2 separate regions of the Homo sapiens genome follow, and region 2 is linked to region 1. Evidence: chromatin loops called from intact Hi-C (ENCODE). Cell type or tissue: endothelial cell of umbilical vein. All regions are shown on one strand. Links, peaks and the distances in the headings refer to the core of each region. The heading gives the core; the rest is flanking DNA.

Evidence for each region. A loop is a pair of places that touch in the nucleus more often than their neighbours do. Peaks named below come from ENCODE experiments on the same cell type or tissue, not always from the same donor. Only the 100,000 strongest peaks of a DNase experiment are listed, where the experiment ranks them.
Region 2: it touches region 1 in a loop (3-fold over the local background); 23 of 110 quality-filtered maps call a loop at or near these places.

Annotation. Positions count from the first base shown.
Region 1 is chr10:122,146,206-122,151,572 of GRCh38, reverse strand. All of the region lies in intron 7 of TACC2 (transforming acidic coiled-coil containing protein 2), which reads right to left. It overlaps LOC124902518 (a long non-coding RNA gene), which reads left to right. Exons shown (of 2, transcript XR_007062323.1): 2 at 4,566-5,269. Among named protein-coding and RNA genes, the nearest start is that of BTBD16, 120 kb to the left of the region's middle. In endothelial cell of umbilical vein, for the core only: no CTCF peak of the experiment used is centred there; DNase peaks (open chromatin) are centred at 2,812 and 4,522; H3K27ac peaks cover 3,173 bases.
Region 2 is chr10:122,204,129-122,209,495 of GRCh38, reverse strand. All of the region lies in intron 8 of TACC2 (transforming acidic coiled-coil containing protein 2), which reads right to left. Among named protein-coding and RNA genes, the nearest start is that of BTBD16, 64 kb to the left of the region's middle. In endothelial cell of umbilical vein, for the core only: no CTCF peak of the experiment used is centred there; no DNase peak of the experiment used is centred there.

The sequences.
Region 1 (5,367 bases), core at 304-5,303:
GCAAACTCCCCAGTCTGGCTGCAGGCCCCTCTAAATCTGAGGACCATGGCCACCTTGGCTGCTCACCCTGCTGCTCTGTCTGAGACCGCCGTACCTCCCTCTAGTCCCTCCAGTTCCTCTCTGACCTGCTGCCTGAATCTGCTGGGCCTCGCCACACCCCAAGCTTTGGCACATTTGGTTCCTCTTCCCTGAAGCACTTTTGCCCTTCTTTACCCTCAGCAAACACCTAGCCATGCTGCAAAACTCAGTGGTGATGCCGCCTCCTCTGGGAAGCCTTCCCAACTTCTCCAGGCAGAGTCAGGTGCTCCCTTCTCTTGAGTCTTTTGTTCTCAGCTCTATTGGAGAGTTTATCAGGTTGTACTATGTTAAGTTTATCATGTTGTATTTTTCTGTTTCCAGAACAGCTGTCTCTGTCTGCCTCCTTTTCCCCATCACTGCTGGGAGTTGGAGTGGGGGGAATGTGAATTCAATGCCTCCTACTTGTCAAACACTGAGCTACATTCTTCATGTACATTTACTACTCACAATAACCCCCAAGAGGTGGGTACTACTAGCCCTATCTTAAAGATGGGTAAACCAAGGCTCAGAGTAGTCAAGTAACTCATGCCATGTCACACAGCTGGTAAATAGGCCTGTCTTTCCAACTTCATGCTCCTTCCCCTGCGCCACCTTCCGAATAGTCCGTGGCATAGAATCAACCGGGATGTATCTGCCGAGAGGCTGGCTGGCAGGATCAAAAAATGCAAACAAAGCAGAAGAAAGGACCCAGGAACGCTGCATGACTCCACCTAGACTCCAGCGCTCAGCAGGTCCTTCTCCTGACAGCGAAGTATTAAAGAAACTGGCTCATCAACACGGCGAGGCACTCGGGCATGGTGGGGTCCTGAGCCGCACATGCTCGTACCATATCCCATCCTACCCCACCTCCCTGGGCCCTGCCTCCCTTGGTTTGGGGGTCTATTTCTCCACCACCTTTGGGGCACTCTGTGACCAGCCGTCTCCTGGCCACCCCTCTTTCTGCACCTCCACTGGGTCTGAGGGCTGGAGAGCACGCATTTGGCTTGGAAGGAACGCAGCCTCCCGCAGGGCAAGCACCTAAAACCATCAAGTGGAAGCCGAGGGCCGTCCCTGGGCAGCCGTGCTCGGGGAGGAGGGTGGGCTCCTGGCCTCAGCTGCCCCTATTCAGGGCAAGAAGGGCCCCCACACTGCCCTGGAACCTTCCACCCACCAGTGCTGTGCTGAGCACGTCCAGCCACGCCCTCACAGATGCCTGCCCATATGTTCCTCCCTGAGCCCCATTTCAGGGCGGGATCCCCTTCCCAGCTGCTCTAGGGGCCGTGGGACTGCCGCCCAGATGGCGTCACAAGCTGAAGCTTTGCAGCTTCTCCCAGCTGTGCCCCCAGAGTAGGGCCAGGGAGCCCCGCTGCTGCCGGCTCTCCTTCCCCTCCCCTCCCAGAAGGAGGAAAAGAACTGCAGACCTGGGCCCACGGAACTGAGGGAGCCACCATCTAACTGACGCCCTCTGCTCCTGCTCCTCAGGCTGAAGCCAGCGGGACAGCCCAGCACCCACTCCGCGGCAGCTCACATTTCGGAGACTGAGCGGGAACCAGGGGACCCATCAATGCCTCCGCGCGTCTCACCGGCCGGTGACGTGGCTCAGCGTAGTTATGCTCAGTCTGCCCCGGACCCAGTGGGCCTCAGAGGCAAGAGAACAATGGAAACTTGACCTGCGTAACCAAGGAATGATGCCACGAGAGCCCAGTTTGGTCAGCGCAGAGTCTAATCCCCGGAGACCCTCAGCCCAACAACCCAGCCCCTTTCCCTAGTGAGGCAGAGAGGCTCATCTGCACCCCGCCTACAAGGCAAAGTGCCGCGCTGGGGAGCGGACTGGCGAACTGGCTCCAGAGCGAAGATGCATCATGTTTTCCAAAGGGCTGACTTCTCTAACTCGGGTGGAGGGAATGGGGAGGTTTCTGCCCTTCCCCTCCTGCGCAGGAAAAACTCTGGAGTCTTGGAGAAGTGTTGACAGAGGGAAGGGAGCAATTTGGGGCAGCTGCCCAGGGCGGGTGGGGCCGGGAGTGTGGGGGCACCTCACAGGAAAGCCTGAAGAGCCAACGCCACAGCCGCCACAGTCTGCAGCTCAGGGTAGCATTTCTCAAGGGGTGTCTCCTGGGCCTCCTGCCCAGCACCGGGGATCCGGCTTCCTCCTCCCTGCAAGAAGCTCAGCTGCTTCTCCCATCCCGTTTCTCCCGCGTCTATCCAGACAGCCCTTGGCCAGGTTTCCAAGTCACCAATTCCTAGGGGACAGCTGTCCGCAGCAGGGAGTGAGAGGCCAACTCTGAACAGAGATGATGCTTGCGTGGGCTCACACCCACACCCACTCAGCTCATGTCCAACACACCAGGCTCTTTGCCACAAGCTCTCAGAGGTCAGCTGTGGCTGCCTTGGTGAGGTGAGGGCTTTCAGCTTGTATTCCTGGAAATTCTTATTATCAGACCCCTCGCCTGGCTTCAGCCTCGTACAGCTCTCCAAAGAGCTGACAGCTCTGGAAAAGTCAGGGTGACCTGCTGACCCCACAAAGCCTCAGGAGGGCTACGATGGAGGGGAAAGGAAGGCCCATCAGAAGCGTGGTGACTGCAGCAATGGTCTCCCTCCCAGGCAGGGATAGGAGGCAGAGACTTGAAGCTCTCTCTCCTTCCCAGAACCTCACTTTTCTCCCTCTCAAAGTCACATCTGTTCTCCCCAAGGCCTACGGCCTAATGATTACCAATGAGAGTGGGGGGAGGGGAGTGTGAAAACTCCTGGAGAAAAGCCATTTGCACTGGAAACGTGGGATTGTGTCATCGTTTCCACAGCAGCCGCAAGAAGCAGGAAGAGGCAGCAGGAAGTCACCCAGCATGTTTGCAAGAACAGAGCATCTGTCAATTCTGTAATAAGATGTGCCCTGGGCTTTCTTTGTCAATACACCAGGTCTCACTGCCTCGCTGCTCCCCTCCAAACCCAAAGAGAGAAGACAAAGCCACAGATATGGCGGGCACTGCAGCTGCCTGCGCATAACACCCAGAAGGCACGCTGGCTCCAACAGGCGATGCCTGGCTGGTGGCAGGAACCCATGGAAGACGTATTTCCAAAATCAAGAGTCCATCCAGGACCTCAAATTCTGGCCCAGGGCTGGGCATGGTGGCTCACGCCTGTAATCCCAGCACTTTGGGAGGCTGAGGCGGTCGGATCACCTGAGGTCAGGAGTTCGAGACCAGCCTGGTCGACATGGTGAAACCCCATCTCTACTAAAAATACAAAAATTAGCCAGGCATGGTGGCGGGTGCCTATAATCCCAGCTACTAGGGAGGCTGAGGCAGGAGAACTGCTTAAACCCGGGAGGCGGAAGTTGCAGTGAGAAGAGATCACGCCATTGCACTCCAGCCTGGGCTATGAGAGCGAAACTCTGCCTAAAAAAAAAAAAAAAAAAAAAAAATTCTGGCTCAGCCTGGGTGAATAACGACTTCCATTTCAGTGAAATCAAATGTTCAACCTTACATTTTCGAAACTTGCTTTGAAAACCTCCAGGAACTCATCCAAAGGGAAAAAACACGGTTGATTGGATCCCTGGATCCAGGCCATGGCCGCATGGTTGAAAGCAGCTGTGGAGAGAGTCGAGGTGGAGAGTGCACTGAAGGTGATGGAACCACAGCTGTCAGGGAGCCCCAGGAAATGGGGGCCTCAATCCTAAAACCACTCCTGTCTTGGCAGGCAGCTGGCCAGGTCTTTAACAATGCAGATCCGATCGTATCACTGTACTGCCTGGGGGCTTCTGGACACTCTTAAAAGAAAGCCCAAGGAGCCCATGACCAAAGCTGCTACAATTGGAGCAATGAAATAACGTAGTATTGGGTTATAACCCAAAGAATAAAATGAATATCCAGGAGTCCATGCAGATATAAATACATGATTGAATCAATTAATAAATGAAGGAGAACAGAAAAATCTCCTGTGCAGAAAAACTCTAAATAATTTCTGTAGATGTTCCACCCTAACAGAGGAGGAGCACAACTCTCCACCCCTTAAATGTGCACACAGTGACTTCCTTCCACAGACGACAGTACTGAAATGGGGGAAAAAAAGGAACTTGGCGGGGCGCAGTGGCTCATGCCTGTAATCCCAGCACTGTGAGAGGTCAAGGCGGACGGGTCACTTGAGGTCAGGAGTTTGAGACCAGCCTGGCCAACATGGTGAAACCTTGACTCCACTAAAAATACAAAAATTAGCCAGGCGTAGTGGCGGGAGCCTGTAATCCCAGCTACTCAGGAGGTTGAGGCAGGAGAATCGCTTGAGCTTCTGGGGTGGAGGTTGCAGTGAGTGGAGATGGCACCACTGCACTCCAGCCTGGGTGACAGAGTGAGACTCTGTCTCAAAAAAAAAAAGTAACTTTACAGTGGAGACAGTCAACAAACATGACCTCAGCCAAGCAACTGAGGTCAATGTCAGCAGTGATATGTCATGTCGATGGTATGTACCCTTGATAGGATGTGATGAAAATGACACTTGATCTCTGTTCTTCCTCCCAGAACCCACAGGCCCAGTCCAATCATGAGAAAAGCATCAGACAAATTCCAATAGTGGGGCATCCTACTAAATACCCAACCAGAACTCCTTAGAACTGTCAAGGTCATCAGAAACAAGACAAGTCTAAGAAGAAACAGCCACAGCCAAGAGGCACCTACAGAAACAAAATGGAAATGTGGTTTCCTGGATGGGATCCTGGAACAGAAAAAGGACATTAGGGAAAAACTAAGAAAACGTGAATCAACTATTGTATTAGTTCATTTTCTGTTGCTTATAGCAGAATACCTGAAACTAGATAACTTATAAAGAAAAGTAGTTGTTTTCTTACAGTTATGGAGTCTGAGAAGTCAAAGGTCAAGGGGCAGCATCTGGTGAGGGCCTTCTTGCTGGTGGGGACTCTGCAGAGTACAGAGGTGGTTCAGGGTATCCTATAACGAGGGGGCTGAGTAAGCTAGCTCGGGTCTTTCTTCCTCTTCTTATAAAGCCACCAGTCCCACTCCCATGATATCCCAGCAATCCATTAATTCATGAATGGATTAACCCATTCATGAGTGCAGAGCCACATAACCCAATCACCTCTTAAAGGCCTCACCTCTCAATACTGCCAGATTGGGGGTTAAGTTTCAGCATGAATTTTGGAGGCAACAAATACTCAAACCACAGCAACTATAGACTTTAGTTATTATAATAAAGATGTATCAATATATTGATAACTTTTTTTTTTTGAGATGGACCTCAGGGTCCATGCACATGCTGTTTCTCCCCAACAATATCTATTCTCTTCTGTATCTTCAGCAACCTCCG
Region 2 (5,367 bases), core at 173-5,172, 58 kb before region 1:
AGTAAAGGCTCTGCGGCAGGAGCACCTGGTGCGTTACAGAAACAGCGAGGAGGCCAGTGTGGCTAAAGCAAGGGTCAAGAGTGGGACAGGAAGACAGAGAAATCCTGCAGGAAGGCATACGGAGGCTTCCATAAATATTCATACTAGCCACGGCCACCAGCAAGCCTGTTCTTGACTCCTCAGAGCCACTGTGAAGATCAGGGGAGCCTGTACACGGAGGCCCCCGGCACCTGTAGTAGCACTTGCTGTCTGCCACCTGCCGCTCCAGCCATCACCTGTAACCTCTCCTTCAGTCCTGCCTGCCTATCCTTGGCCCTGCCTCTTGCCTAGTCTCACTGCTCTCCCAGCTGCCTCCTCTCAGCTTTTCTACCTCATCAGCCCCTGCCAGTCAAGGAGGTTGCTCCTATTTCCCAAACATGCTGCAGATGCTGCAAATGTTGGCCAAATGATGCTCAAAGGTGCCACCACCCTACTGCCCATGGGGATCCGGCCAGCCCCAGCTTTGGCTTGGCTACTCTAGGTTCTGCTGGCACCCAGCGGCATCTTTCATGCATTTCTGAGGTCACAGCTGCTCCAGGCAGTCAAGGATGCCAGAAAACTAAAAGTGTGTCATTGGACAAGAGGGCAAACACGATAAAGCGGTCTGCAGGCCTAAGTACTGGGAGATGCAGAATGAGGAGTAAACGGAGCTGGCACAGGTAAGACCTGGGACAGCGTTTCCAATGTGTGCCTCGTGACAGGTGTTATGTACCCCCAGTCCCCTTCTGCCACCGGCATGGTTGCCAGACAAAGGACAGGATGTTCAGCTGATTTGAATTTCAGATAAATGAACATGTTTTTTAATATAAGTATGTCCCATGTCTCGATGATTCTTTGTTTATCTAAGATTCAGATTTAATGGGCACCCTGTATTTTCATTTGCTAAATCAGGGAGCCCTATCTCTCATCCCAACAAACAAACAAGGTTTGGGAAATGCACAATTAACCCCTGAACTGGTCTCTTCCTGTCGATTTTCTCAGAGCAATTCATGCTCCCGACTGCAAATCTCTGGGCAGTGAGTATTCTGCAGAGTGCTTACCAAGCTTTGCTCATAGCAACCTTTCTCCTGGAGTACCTGGCAGAGAACTCAGCTCACAACACAAGAAAACTTCAAGGTTCTTGAGTTCAGGAACTGGCCTTGGCTTTGTTTCCCCCTTGACTGGTCACACTTTCTTACAGGATCAATAAACGCTTGGATTGAAAGCATCATTTGGAAGCACATCTATGAGCTAGTCCTGGTTTCAAGCCTCTCACTCTCCTCTTCTCCACCCAGGGCCTACCTGGAGCAGACGCCCTAAATACGGAGCTCTTTCTACCAAACGGTTTCTCCAAACACTCCTTCCTTCTCATTTCAAAAGGTGTTGCCTCGCTTCTTTCTAAAATCAACTCCCTGTTTCCTCTAGGCCCTAGTACTCTCAAGTACCCCATCCTCCCACCAGCCGTGACCTCCTCTTCCTGCTCTGTAATTGCCCCTGGATACACGGAGGGAACAGAGGACCAGGGGATGCTGAGGGGGACCAGGTGCTTTCAAATGGGCCTTGGCAGGAGGAAGCACGAGCCTCAGCCTATCCCGTCGTCAAGGCCCACAAACACCAACCCTCTCCCTCTCAGGCCGTTACACGTGCCTCTGCAGCCTGCAGAAGGAAGCCTTCGGAGGCCCTTCAAATGTCAGCAGTTATCACGCAACAATGAGCTTAACCATCTGCTCATTGCTTCCTCCAGAAGAAAGAGCTCCCTGCCTGCTTAGCATGGCTTTCCTCTTTAGAACTGACATGCTCTCATTAGCTCATCATGAACCAGGAAACCTAATCTTGCTGCAGGGTTTCTTATCCTTGGCATTATGGTCATTTGGGGGCAGTCAGATTTTTATGCTGGGGGCTGTCCTGTGCCCTGTAGGATGCTTACCAGCATCCCTGGCCTCCACACAATGGATGCCAGTAGGCCCCACCCTTACCCCAGCTGTGACAACCAACACTGTGTCTAGACATTGCCATGTACCCTTGTGGGGGCAAAATCCTCCCTGGTTGGGAACGGCTGTCTTATTGTGTTGGTTACCAGAGCAGGCTGCTCCACGGGGCCCCTCACAGGGCTAGAAGGGCTCCTGTGGTCCAACTGGGTTCGAAGTCCTCCCTGCTCGCCTACTGCATTTTTTTTTTTTTGAAATAGTCCCATTCCATCACCCAGGCTGGAGTGCAGTGGTGCGATCTCAGCTCACTACAACCTCCACCTCTCAGGTTGAAGTGATTCTCTTGTCTGAGCCTCCCGAGTAGCTGGGATTACAGGTGTGTGCCACCACGCCTGGCTAATTTTTCTATTTTTAGTAGAGATGGGGTTTCATTATGTTGGCCAGGTTGGTCTTGAACTCCTGACCTCAAGTGATCCGTCTGCCTCAGCCTCCCAAAGTGTTGAGATTACAGGTGTGAGCCACCACACCCAGCCTCCCTGCTCCCCTACTGGATTTCTAAACATCCACACGGCATATCTGCATGAAGACCAATGCAGACACAATCAACTGTGTGATTCATTTGTTCATTCCACAAATAACCTGGGGTGCCTCCCATACATCAGCCACTGGGGGGTGTGCCGAGGACATAGAGGTAAGGAAGGATAGGAACCCAGATGAATACATACACAACACTTCCTCCACCTCATGTCTCCACTGACACAGATCTGGGCAATGCCCCAGAGAACAGTGCCTTGCACACAGGCTCCAGGTTTCTGGCTCAGTCTGATGACAAAGTCAGCACCCGCAGTTCATCAGATGAAAAGGGTCACTAGGGTATCCCAGTTACATGAGCTTGCTGGGCTGCCATCACCAAGGACCACAGACTGGGCGGTTTAAACCACAGAAATTTATTTCTCACAGTGCTGGAGGCTGCAAGTCCAAGGTCAAGGCATCAGTGGGTTTGTCTCTCCTGAGGCCGCTCTCCTTGGTTTGCAGATGGCCTTTTCTCTGCACACTCCTGGTCTCTTCCTCTTCGTATAGGAACACTGGTCCCCATGGGCTTAGGGCCCCACCCGTATGAACCCATTCAACCTTAACTGTCTCCTTAAAGGTCCTCCCTACAAATAATCACATTGGGGGTTGGGGCTTCAGCATACAAACATTGGAGGCCACAATTCAGGCCATAGCACCAGTGCTGCCCAGTAAAATGCCCAAGTTGAGGGAAAGCGAATGTGTTAGAGATGACAGGGGGCTCCCAGGAAAGAGACAAAGCCAGGACAGGGCAGCAGACATCACCCAGCTGATGTCACCCTACCTTCTCCAAAGGCCACACCCTTAGCCTTGCTGGACTGTTTCTCACAGAAGCACTTGCTGCCAGCCCCCGCACTGGCGCCTCTCCATCCTCCCCTCTTTCCCCCCGCCCCCCAGTGAGTTCACTGTGCACAGGAATCCTTGGCGCCCAGAGGGCCAGAGGTGTGCCCAGGCATTCACAGACTCTTCTCTTAAGCTGCCGCATCACGGGTAGATGGTCTCCTACACAGAGAGCATGGCTTTGTATCTTCTAAGTACACAAATAGTAATCTTCAGTTAGTAATATTTATTCTGGGAAAAGGTGTCCATTTTAAGTAGGCTAACGAGATACAAAGCAGTACTTGGTCTTTCTGTGGCAGTTTGCTGGTTGCTGTGGGTAGCTCAGAGCAAGTCCGTGATGAATTCAACATTTCCCAAATTTGTCTAGCCTAAGACACACCTGAGACACTCATTAAAACCCCAGACTCCGCCTCCATCCGCCCCTTCCTCTGCAGAGCAGCACTTCCTTCTGCAGGGCTGGGGTGGGGGCTCAGGGCCCCCATCGTAACAGGTGCCACAGGTGCGCCTCCTCATCGGGAAGTCTGGAACTGGGCTATCTCACCTCATCTGCTTCTATCTGGGCCTATCCTCATTCTTAAACCTCCAGTGGGTAACACTTTAGTATTTGGCCACAAAAATGAGTCAGCTTTGAGGATAAGCTTGGATGGGCCTTTGAGCTCCAAGTTCCTGTGGGGTTTTTACCCCAGAGGCGTGAGGCATCAGTGCTGCAGAAGTACCAGGCAGAGGCTGTCCTTTGGTGCCCACCCTCCTCTGATGTGGTCCAAAACAGACAGCTCAAGAAACCAAACCCAAAACCGACCAGCAAGAGAGCAGGAGGCCCGTGCCATGGCTGCCTTCTGTCCTCAGACCAGTGGGTGTTCAGGATCTCACAGAGACCCCAGGAACCCCCACCGGGTGGGGCTGTGCTCCTCTGCTTCCTGAGGTCTATCTTGCTCTCGTATGTCTGCTCTCAAACTTCTGTTCAATTCCCAGAAACCAAGAGGGAAAAGTGCCGTCGAGGCACTGTGGGGACAGTTACTGACCGTGCTAACTCACTTAGTGATGAAGAAATTAAAGTGTCTTTACATAAACCAAATTGTTCCCAGCAGAGTCCGCCTCGTGAGCATCTAAGTGACAGAGCCATAGTGAGGATGGGGAGCACCTAAGGGGAGGCTTTGCTAGGTAGGGTAAGAAGTAAGAAGGCACCCAGGAGCACTGTTGGAGTGACAGCCCCACTGTGCTGTGCGGGCGGTTCAGACAGCTGGGACTTCAGCAGCCCTGGGCTGATCCTGGCTCCACCTAGAGCATGCCACACGTCATTTTTTTTTTTTTTGAAGAGCCAGGGTCTCACTCTGTCACCCAGGCTGCAGTGCAGTGGCGTTATCATAGCTCATTGCAACCTTGAACTCCAAGTGATCCTCTGGCTTCACCCTCCTAAGTGGCTAGCCAAACTCGTGACACCACACCTGGCTAGTTTTTAAATTTTTTGTAGAGATGCAGTCTTGCTATGCTGCCCAGGCTGGTCTCAAACTCCTGGGCTCCAGCGATCCTCCCACCTCAGCCTCCCAAAGTGCTGAGATGACAGGCATGGGCCACCGTACCCGGCCCACATGTCCCTCTCTGTCCTGCTTTGCTGACTGTCACTTCTCTGGTGTCAGCCAGAGATGAGCAGCTTTCCTTGCCACATCCCCACCTGTTGTCCTGCTGGGGTGCTTCCCTGGTGGGCTGCCGACCAAGGGGCCACAGTCCCCCAGGCAGAGCCCCAGCATCAGCACAAGGGCTCAGCCGGTTACTGACTTAACTGCTCATTTGAAGGCAGAGGGAGAGGGCAATGGGGGAAATAACACCGGCTGTGACCTGGGGCCACTCCTCATCCTTTATAAGCAGGCATGAAATGAGACGCTCTGGAAAAGTGCTTTCTTTAAAAGCTAAAGAAGGCAGTTAGAAAAATCTACCCCTCCCCCTCCCCCTCCCCCTCTCCCTCTCCCCACGGTCTCCCTCTCCCTCTCTTTCCAAGGTCTCCCTCTGATGC